2 separate regions of the Mus musculus genome follow, and region 2 is linked to region 1. A link is a loop called in an ENCODE intact Hi-C map of the cell type or tissue named here. Cell type or tissue: gastrocnemius. All regions are shown on one strand. Region 1 holds the start of Mir3113 (microRNA 3113). Region 2 overlaps Huwe1 (HECT, UBA and WWE domain containing 1).

Region 1 (4,000 bases):
AAGTCACTCTACACATTTTTTTAGTTTATTATCTTATTTACACTACTAAAACCTAATAAGCACCGTGTAGTCAAAATACTGTCTTTTTTTTTTTTTTTTTACCTGATAAATTACCTGGAGACTATAAACTCATAAATGAGACCTTGGAAAACTATCTTAAGATCAGAGATTTTAATTGGTTATTGTTTAGGGATCTTTTAAGTGACAAAATTACAATTGCAAAACCAGATCATTTTAGTTTTCATGTGTGTTATATGGGTTTTTTTTAACACTTTCATCTCTTTCCTAATAGAATAAAAATTCATAATAGAATAAAAAATACTGCCCCAAGCAGATTTCTTATAATTTGCAATAGTCTTAATGACAGAGATTATTATTGTGTATCTTACTATGTTTATGATAAAAGTACTACAAATGTAACGCGCCGTTTTGTTAATAGTAAATAGTATGTTGTTCCTTTTTCTGACTTTGTTTTTGGGCACCATTATCTGTGCATGTTGCAGTCCACAGAAATCCTTTTGCTCAGTTTCTGTTTCTGTTTTATTGGGAACAAGCTGACATTTAAGTTCACAGGTGAGATTCCAAGTGTTGAATAAAATGTGTTTATTAACTGCTGATAAATAATTGTTGACTATCCATTGTAAATCAGCAATTGTCAGAATTTAATAAGCAGAACAATAAGTGCTTGGTAGATTCTGGCGCCATCTGAAATGCTTGATTCAGTAAATTTGCAACTGAAGACCAGGAAACAAGTATTTAAAACTAATCCAAACGATTGCATTGAATTCTCAAAGAAATTACATACTCAATACAAAGAAAGTTACACAGCTGTTCGTCCTTACTACTTGTGTAAGTAGGTGCATGCATTAAAATAACTTTAAAATGTTACATTTATAAAATTAATAAGATCCCCTTTAAAGTTTACATAACTGAAACATTGTAGATAGTAAATATTTGCTTTTCAAATCTAAAAGTAAATGTTAATGCTCAGTCTTAACCCTCTGCCATTAGCTGTTAATTTGATGTGACTCAATACAACTTTATTTCCTTTTCATTTTCACATCTACAAGTATATAGTTTTTAGAACAGAGAGAGAGGAGAGCACAAACACATTCTGCTTTTATTGTTCATTCTATGTATCATAGCCATCCTTCCCTATGAACATCAGTGCTTTTTATATTTGTTAATTAACCTCTGTTAGTAGTCTTGACTTACTACCTCCCTCTTAGCAGTAACATACAAAGTTGCATGTTTTACATCTCACTCAGTGGACGAAGTTTTCTCAGAAATCTTTCTTTTCTTAGTACCTTTTATTCTAATTAGTTTCTTTATCATAACTTGTACTTTAGTTGCAGATGTAACTATGGAAAGCAGTCCAGGCTCGTCCATATCTATGGAGCACCGGCTGGATGTTGAATTAAGGGCATCAAGTTCCAACAGCAGCACTAGCATCTCTGGCCCTGGCCCGGGTCCTGGCCCTGGTCCGGGTCCTGGCCCTGGTCCTGGCCCTGGTCCTGGTCCTGGCCCTGGCCCTGGCCCTGGCCCCGGCCCTGGCCCTGGTCCTGGCCCTGGACCCCGTCCTGGTGCGTAGACACATAGATACACAGTCTTTTACAGTGACTGACTTATTAAACTAGTGAAGAAGAGAACATTACACGGCACTTATTGGTACATTTGAGGATAATCTTATAAGAACATGTCTTGCAACATTTTATGGTCTTCTGTTAGTTCACACAGTATCAAAACAGACATTTCGGAGGGCAGATAATATCCAAAAGTGAAGTTTGAAGTTGAATCTTTTTACTCTACAGTATTTCTGTTTTTATCTTTTTCTTTTTGTTCCTCTGTCTGTCTGATTTTAATACCGGTCATATGCTATCTTTGGTGATTTAATTTCAGCTTTCAGAATACTCTCTCTCATGTCCAGAGATCTCACTTTAAATGTCTGCTAGTTTTGCTTTAGTGGATATAGACGGGTCTCTTAGTACATGTTTTGTGTGCCTCTTCACTGTGATTTAATAATGAGCACAATATGATACTTTTTTCTTTCTCCCATGTTAGGAGTTCAGTGTATTCCACAACGAGCAGCACTTCTCAAGTCCATGTTGAATTTCCTCAAGAAGGCCATTCAAGACCCTGCTTTCTCAGATGGCATACGACATGGTATTTTGATTCTGTATACTGTTTTCTAAGACCACTTGGTTATCCAGATTGTTCTTTTTCATGTTTTCTTGATGTTTTTCTAAAGCATACTTAGTAAACTGATAGCTTTTTGTTACTTAATATGTTTCTTAGACATGAGGGTTACTTACACAACTCCACTTCCCAGCTTTGGATTCTGATCTCTTCTATCCTACTGCCACCTCTCATAGTCTCCATGTCTGTTCTTATTTTGACCCTCTATTCAAGCTAACTGCATGAATAAACTAAGGCGTTATATGAAACAGAGGCCATAGACTTGATCATTTATTTACTACAGTATAACATATTGCTACCCATCACCCTTGATCTTCGTGCCTCACCCAGACTTATCATATGTGGTCTTTGTTCATATTTCTTTTAGTGATGGATGGTTCTTTACCTACCTCTCTGAAACACATCATCAGCAATGCAGAATACTATGGTCCATCACTCTTCCTCCTAGGTGAGTAGAATTGAAGTTCGGGCTAGGTTGAATGTTCTGGCATACATTTATAAAGTACCTGGAGGCAAAAGGCAGTCAGTTCTCTTGAGTTCAATGCCAGCTTGCTGCATGTGTGTGCACGCAAGCTTTTAGAACTTTTTTTTAATTTCTTTTTTTATGAGATATTTTTTCATTTACAACTCAAATGCTATCCCAAAAGTCCTTTATACCACTCCCTACCCTGGACCCTGCTTTCCAACCCACCTACTCCCACTTCCTGGTAAATGCTACAAAGCCCATTGTTTTATCCCACTACGCACTTTGGCATCACAAATGCAAGTTGGAACTCCATTTAAAATTCTATAAAGCAATTTAGGGGGAGATGTAGAAATTGCAATTTCTTTGAACATAGTGGAGTGTACATTGTACAAATACATTATGGGCAGTCTAGAGATTTGTATTTATTATGACTTTACCTTTTTGCTAATGAAACAGTTTATGAATCTGTATTTCTATCTTGTGATCTTGCAGAATTTACTAGTTTGGTTTTCCCTGTTAATGAACCAAAATGTTTCCATTTACTCCAAGGATGGCAATATGACCCAGTATTTCCTTTTTTTAGTGAAACTTCATGAAGCAGGTATACTTTGTAGTTGGATCTATGATATTCCAGTTACTAAATATGAGTACAGGTCAGGTCCTGTAAAGGAGTTGGAGTTGTGACAAAGGAAAATCAGCCTAAGGTAGATTGAAAGAGTTCCTACTGGGAAAATTTGTATCATAGCAGACAGACAGTTAAAAATAGCCTTAACAAAGGATGTTGCACATGCTTTTAGTTAAGTATCTGGGAATAATACTCATAAATGGAAAGTTAACGAGGAAGTATGTGGCAAGGTTACAGTGATCTGTAGTAACTACACACTGAAACTCAACAAATAAGGAATTTGACATTTCTTTTTTTTTTTAAAGATTTATTTATTTATTATATGTAAGTACACTGTAGTTGTCTTCAGACACACCAGAAGGTTAGTATGGTAGAAATATAGTTTTTTTTAAAAAGGCTTGTTAGTGTTGGTTGATATCCCTGGGAGGCCTGCTCTTTTCTGAAAGGAAATGGAGGACGAGTGGATCTGGGGTAAAAGGGTGGTGGAGATGGGGTTGGGAGGAGTGAAGAGAGGGAATCTGTTTACTGATATGTGATGTATGAGAGAAAAATACATAAAAAGGAATGATAACACATAAAACTCTTAATGTTTATTGGACTACTCTTGGTATTCTGCTGGAAAATTGTTTTCATAATAAGCACACAAGTTTAAATTATTAAATATTTAGTGTATGTGTTTTAAGATTTTGTGACGGGCAGTGTTGTTGCATGCC
Region 2 (4,000 bases), 62 kb after region 1:
CTATACAATAATAGACTGAATGAATGCAGTGTGCTTTAAGATAACAGACATCTCAGGAAGAAGAGAAAATAAGCCAGGTAGCAGAGGATTCTCGGCAGGTATAGGTTGGTTAGTTAGTTTGGGGGTTTGGAGTTTTTTGTTTGTTGGTTTGGTTTGGTTTTTTTGTTTTTGTTTGTTTGTTTGTTTGTTTTATTTTTTTGAGTAAGGGTTTCTCTGTGTAGTCCTGGCTGTCCTGGAACTCACTCTGTAGACCAGGCTGGCCTCGAACTCAGAAATCCGCCTGCCTCTGCCTCCCAAGTGCTGGGATTAAAGACATGCGCCACCACTGCCCGGTGCCTGTATAGGTTTTAAAGGATAAATTGTGGGATATGATAGAGAAATACTTAGGATTTTTGGTAACCTTACAAGGCATAGTTAAGAATATAGCTCAGTGGTAGAATGCTTCCATGGTATGTATAACATCCTAAGTTCAATTCTCAGCACACCAAAAAGATTTGGCCTTGATAGGTAGGTTGTCATTTTCTCTGCTTTGCCATTTTGAAGCCCTGTACAGTGCAGCACTTCCAGGTTTATGACAGTCACAGAGCTTTAATGTGTTCTGTTTCCTTGAAGCTTCTACTACTAAAGGCAGCAAATCTCCAGCAAAGGTTGGTGAAGGAGGCAGTGGTATAGACTTCAAAATGGTGTCCTCTGGCCTCACTGAAAACCAGCTACAGCTCTCTGTAGAGGTGAGTCTAAGCTCTTTATACCTTCTGAAATAGAAGGAAAGGGGTAGACATTTCAGTTCTCAGGTTAGGGCTTTTATTACCTCTCCTATATTTTACCTAGGTGTTGACATCCCACTCTTGTTCTGAAGAAGGCTTGGAAGATGCGGCCAATGTGTTACTGCAGCTCTCTCGTGGGGACTCTGGTACCCGGGACACTGTTCTTAAGCTGCTACTAAATGGAGCCCGCCATCTGGGTTATACCCTCTGTAAACAGATAGGTAATAATATTATTCTATTCTGTCTTCTTATAAGACACACACAGAGACACACACTGAATTAGACCATGCTCCTAAAGCTCAGTTCTTGTTTTCATCTGTGGATTGTTTGAGAACAAGGTTGTCTGACTTTCTCATCACCAGCAACTGCTATATAGCTGGTCATCTGTGCTTAGTGAAGGAGTAGGGGAATATTATTCATGAGAACAAAAAGACCTACTTTTTTTTCTCCCTAATTATTAGTATCTACAAGAGCCCCATGATAAAGTTGCAATAACGGCTTTTTTTCATCTTCAAAGATATACGTAAACTATGATAAGGTTCAGGAGTTATACTCACAATAATGGCCTCCTTTGTATAGTTTTGATGATGCAAAAGTTCTAGCACTTGAAAATTGTCCACGGGTGATACATGATTATCTCATTGTTCTATAGATAGCATCCTTTGAGGGAGAATAAGAATACCACAAAAACCTGAGTAGGTTTTTTTTGGTTTTGTTTTGTTTTTGTTGTTTTTCTGTGTAAACCGGGGCTGTCCTGCAACTCACTTTGAAGACCAGGCTGGCCTCGAACTCGGAAATCTGCCCACCTCTGCCTCCCAAGTGCTGGGATTAAAGGCATGCGCCACCACGCCCGGCCACCTGAGTAGGTTTAAGAGCTATATAGATAGAACATAGATCATGATATGTCTCCAGAAAAGGCCCTTTTTATTCTCTATACCAAACTGCTTTTTGTGTAGATTCAGTAAGACAGTCCAATGAATTGGTAGTCCCCCAAGTGGTTGGTCCATAGAAAAAACAATAAACCAAATGGTAAAAATTTCTGTTCACTTATATTTCCTGCAACAATGTCCTGGTAAAGTTCAGCTTTCTGCTTTAAGGAAATTTCTGACCACATGAATCCTCTGCCTACCCCAGGTACCCTACTCGCTGAACTACGGGAATATAATCTGGAGCAGCAGCGGCGAGCCCAATGCGAGACCCTCTCTCCTGATGGCCTACCTGAGGAGCAACCACAGACCACCAAACTGAAAGGCAAAATGCAGAGCAGGTGGGTGTGGGCTAGAATCTGAAACATTTGAAAAGTGGCTTTGGCTGGTTTTTCTCTTCTGTGTTTTTTCTATTTGTTCTATAACATACTTGACCTGGTGTTTTTAAAAACTTCTCCAATGGCTAATACTATTTTTAAGGTTATTTTTTCTAGTTAATACCAGAATCCCTCCTTGCTCTGAGTATTTATACTTTGATGTCAATATACATAAGCCACCTCTACACTGTACAGGTTTGACATGGCTGAAAATGTGGTAATTGTGGCATCTCAGAAGCGACCCTTGGGTGGCCGGGAGCTCCAGCTGCCTTCTATGTCCATGTTGACATCCAAGACATCTACCCAGAAGTTCTTCTTGAGGGTACTACAGGTCATCATCCAGCTGCGGGATGACACACGACGAGCTAACAAGAAAGCCAAGCAGACAGGCAGGCTAGGTATAAAGCTAGAGTGTCTAATTGAGGGTGGTGGTGGTGATGGTGATGCTGCTGCTACTGGGGCTGGGGGTGGGTCCAGAGTCCCTGGAGAAGCTGGGCTAAAATGTCCTGTTTTGTTTCTATTTGACCTTTCCAAAAAAGCACCACCACCCCCCTTTTTATCAAGTGTTGATGGCTGTATTGTATAACCCATTCAATCATTCACCTGAGAATGAATAGATCAAGTTACAGTTGAGGGGTAATTGAAATCTGGCAAAGAAATGGAAAGACCAGCATTTCTCTGAGAAAAACTTACAAATGTGCTTTCTGCCTCCTTAAACACTCCTAACTAAAATATTAGCCATGTTCTCATACATTGGCTTCTGTCCCATAGAACACTCTACATGTCACCATCCATTTGTCTGGCAATCCCCTGCTCTTCTCTACCCTGGGACTTGATTATGAGGATACAAAACTGCCTAAACTAAAACTCAAATTCAACAAGATTCCCTATGGCATCCATGAAAGAAGAAAAGAATTTTGGGCATTCCCACTTCCTACATTTTATATCATGCCTTTCCCCTTTTCCTCTTTCTCCCAGGTTCCTCCGGTTTAGGCTCAGCTAGCAGCATCCAGGCAGCTGTTCGGCAGCTGGAGGCTGAGGCTGATGCCATTATACAAATGGTACGTGAGGGTCAAAGGGCGCGGAGACAGCAACAAGCAGCAACGGTTAGCATGATGCCTGTGGCCCCTCATTCATTTCTCTACCCTCCTTCCTGCACCATGTCATCAGTGGGGGTTCATTGCCCATACCTTGTATGCTTTTGCATTACGTTTGCTAAATGAATGCCTCTAGACAACAAGGTTACTTTCTGTTGGTGTTTCTCTTGCTATTCATTGATTGTTTTACTGGTTTGTATTGATTGATATCTGGTTGAATATAAAGCTTGGCCATCATACCTCACTCCCAGCTATCCAGTTAGCAGTGTTTTGCAAATTGTCTTATGCTCCATGCCTGGGTTCTGAAGGGATATAGGGTTAAAAAAATTTAGTGTTGTGAAATAATGTAGAGACAACTCCAAAGTCCCCTGAGCTTGGTATACATTATCTATGGCCACTGTTCCACCCTATCCTTTAATCTCAGCACTTGGGACAGGGGCAAGGGGGATCTCTGTGAGTTCAAGGCCAATTTGGTCTACATAGTGAGTTCCAGGACCAGAGAAACCCTGTCTCAAAAAATATAGTATATTACTGATCACACTGGACATAGTACAGGATTTGGGGAATGACTCCAGCAGCAGTAAAAAGAGAAAATAAAGAGCTGCTATTCTTTTTTATCTGCCCAGTCTCATGTCCTACCTGATAAAGACATAGCTTAAATACCCCACTTATGGAAGATTATACTGAGTTCAGTTTGAACAAATAGAAATAGCAGGAAGCATACTTTCTGCCTACCTTACAAGTATGTATACAAACAGAACCTGGTCCAGAAAAACCTACAATTTTTGTCTATATTCAGAGCACCAGTGTAGGGGTAGAGTGGGATCTGAGAGGGA

What was found. Hi-C counts contacts between places; a loop is a spot of excess contacts. Peaks named below come from ENCODE experiments on the same cell type or tissue, not always from the same donor. Only the 100,000 strongest peaks of a DNase experiment are listed, where the experiment ranks them.
Region 2: it touches region 1 in a loop (2.7-fold over the local background); 13 of 42 quality-filtered maps call a loop at or near these places.

Annotation. Positions count from the first base shown.
Region 1 is chrX:151,858,106-151,862,105 of GRCm38, forward strand. It overlaps Huwe1 (HECT, UBA and WWE domain containing 1), which reads left to right. Exons shown (of 83, transcript NM_021523.4): 17 at 2,062-2,163; 18 at 2,564-2,644. It overlaps Mir3113 (microRNA 3113), which reads left to right and starts at 1,457; the gene lies at 1,457-1,532. In gastrocnemius, no CTCF peak of the experiment used is centred here; a DNase peak (open chromatin) is centred at 1,524.
Region 2 is chrX:151,920,434-151,924,433 of GRCm38, forward strand. Huwe1 (HECT, UBA and WWE domain containing 1) reads left to right here. Exons shown (of 83, transcript NM_021523.4): 68 at 613-728; 69 at 829-985; 70 at 1,899-2,031; 71 at 2,263-2,465; 72 at 3,046-3,173. Among named protein-coding and RNA genes, the nearest start is that of Mir98, 9.2 kb to the left of the region's middle. In gastrocnemius, no CTCF peak of the experiment used is centred here; no DNase peak of the experiment used is centred here.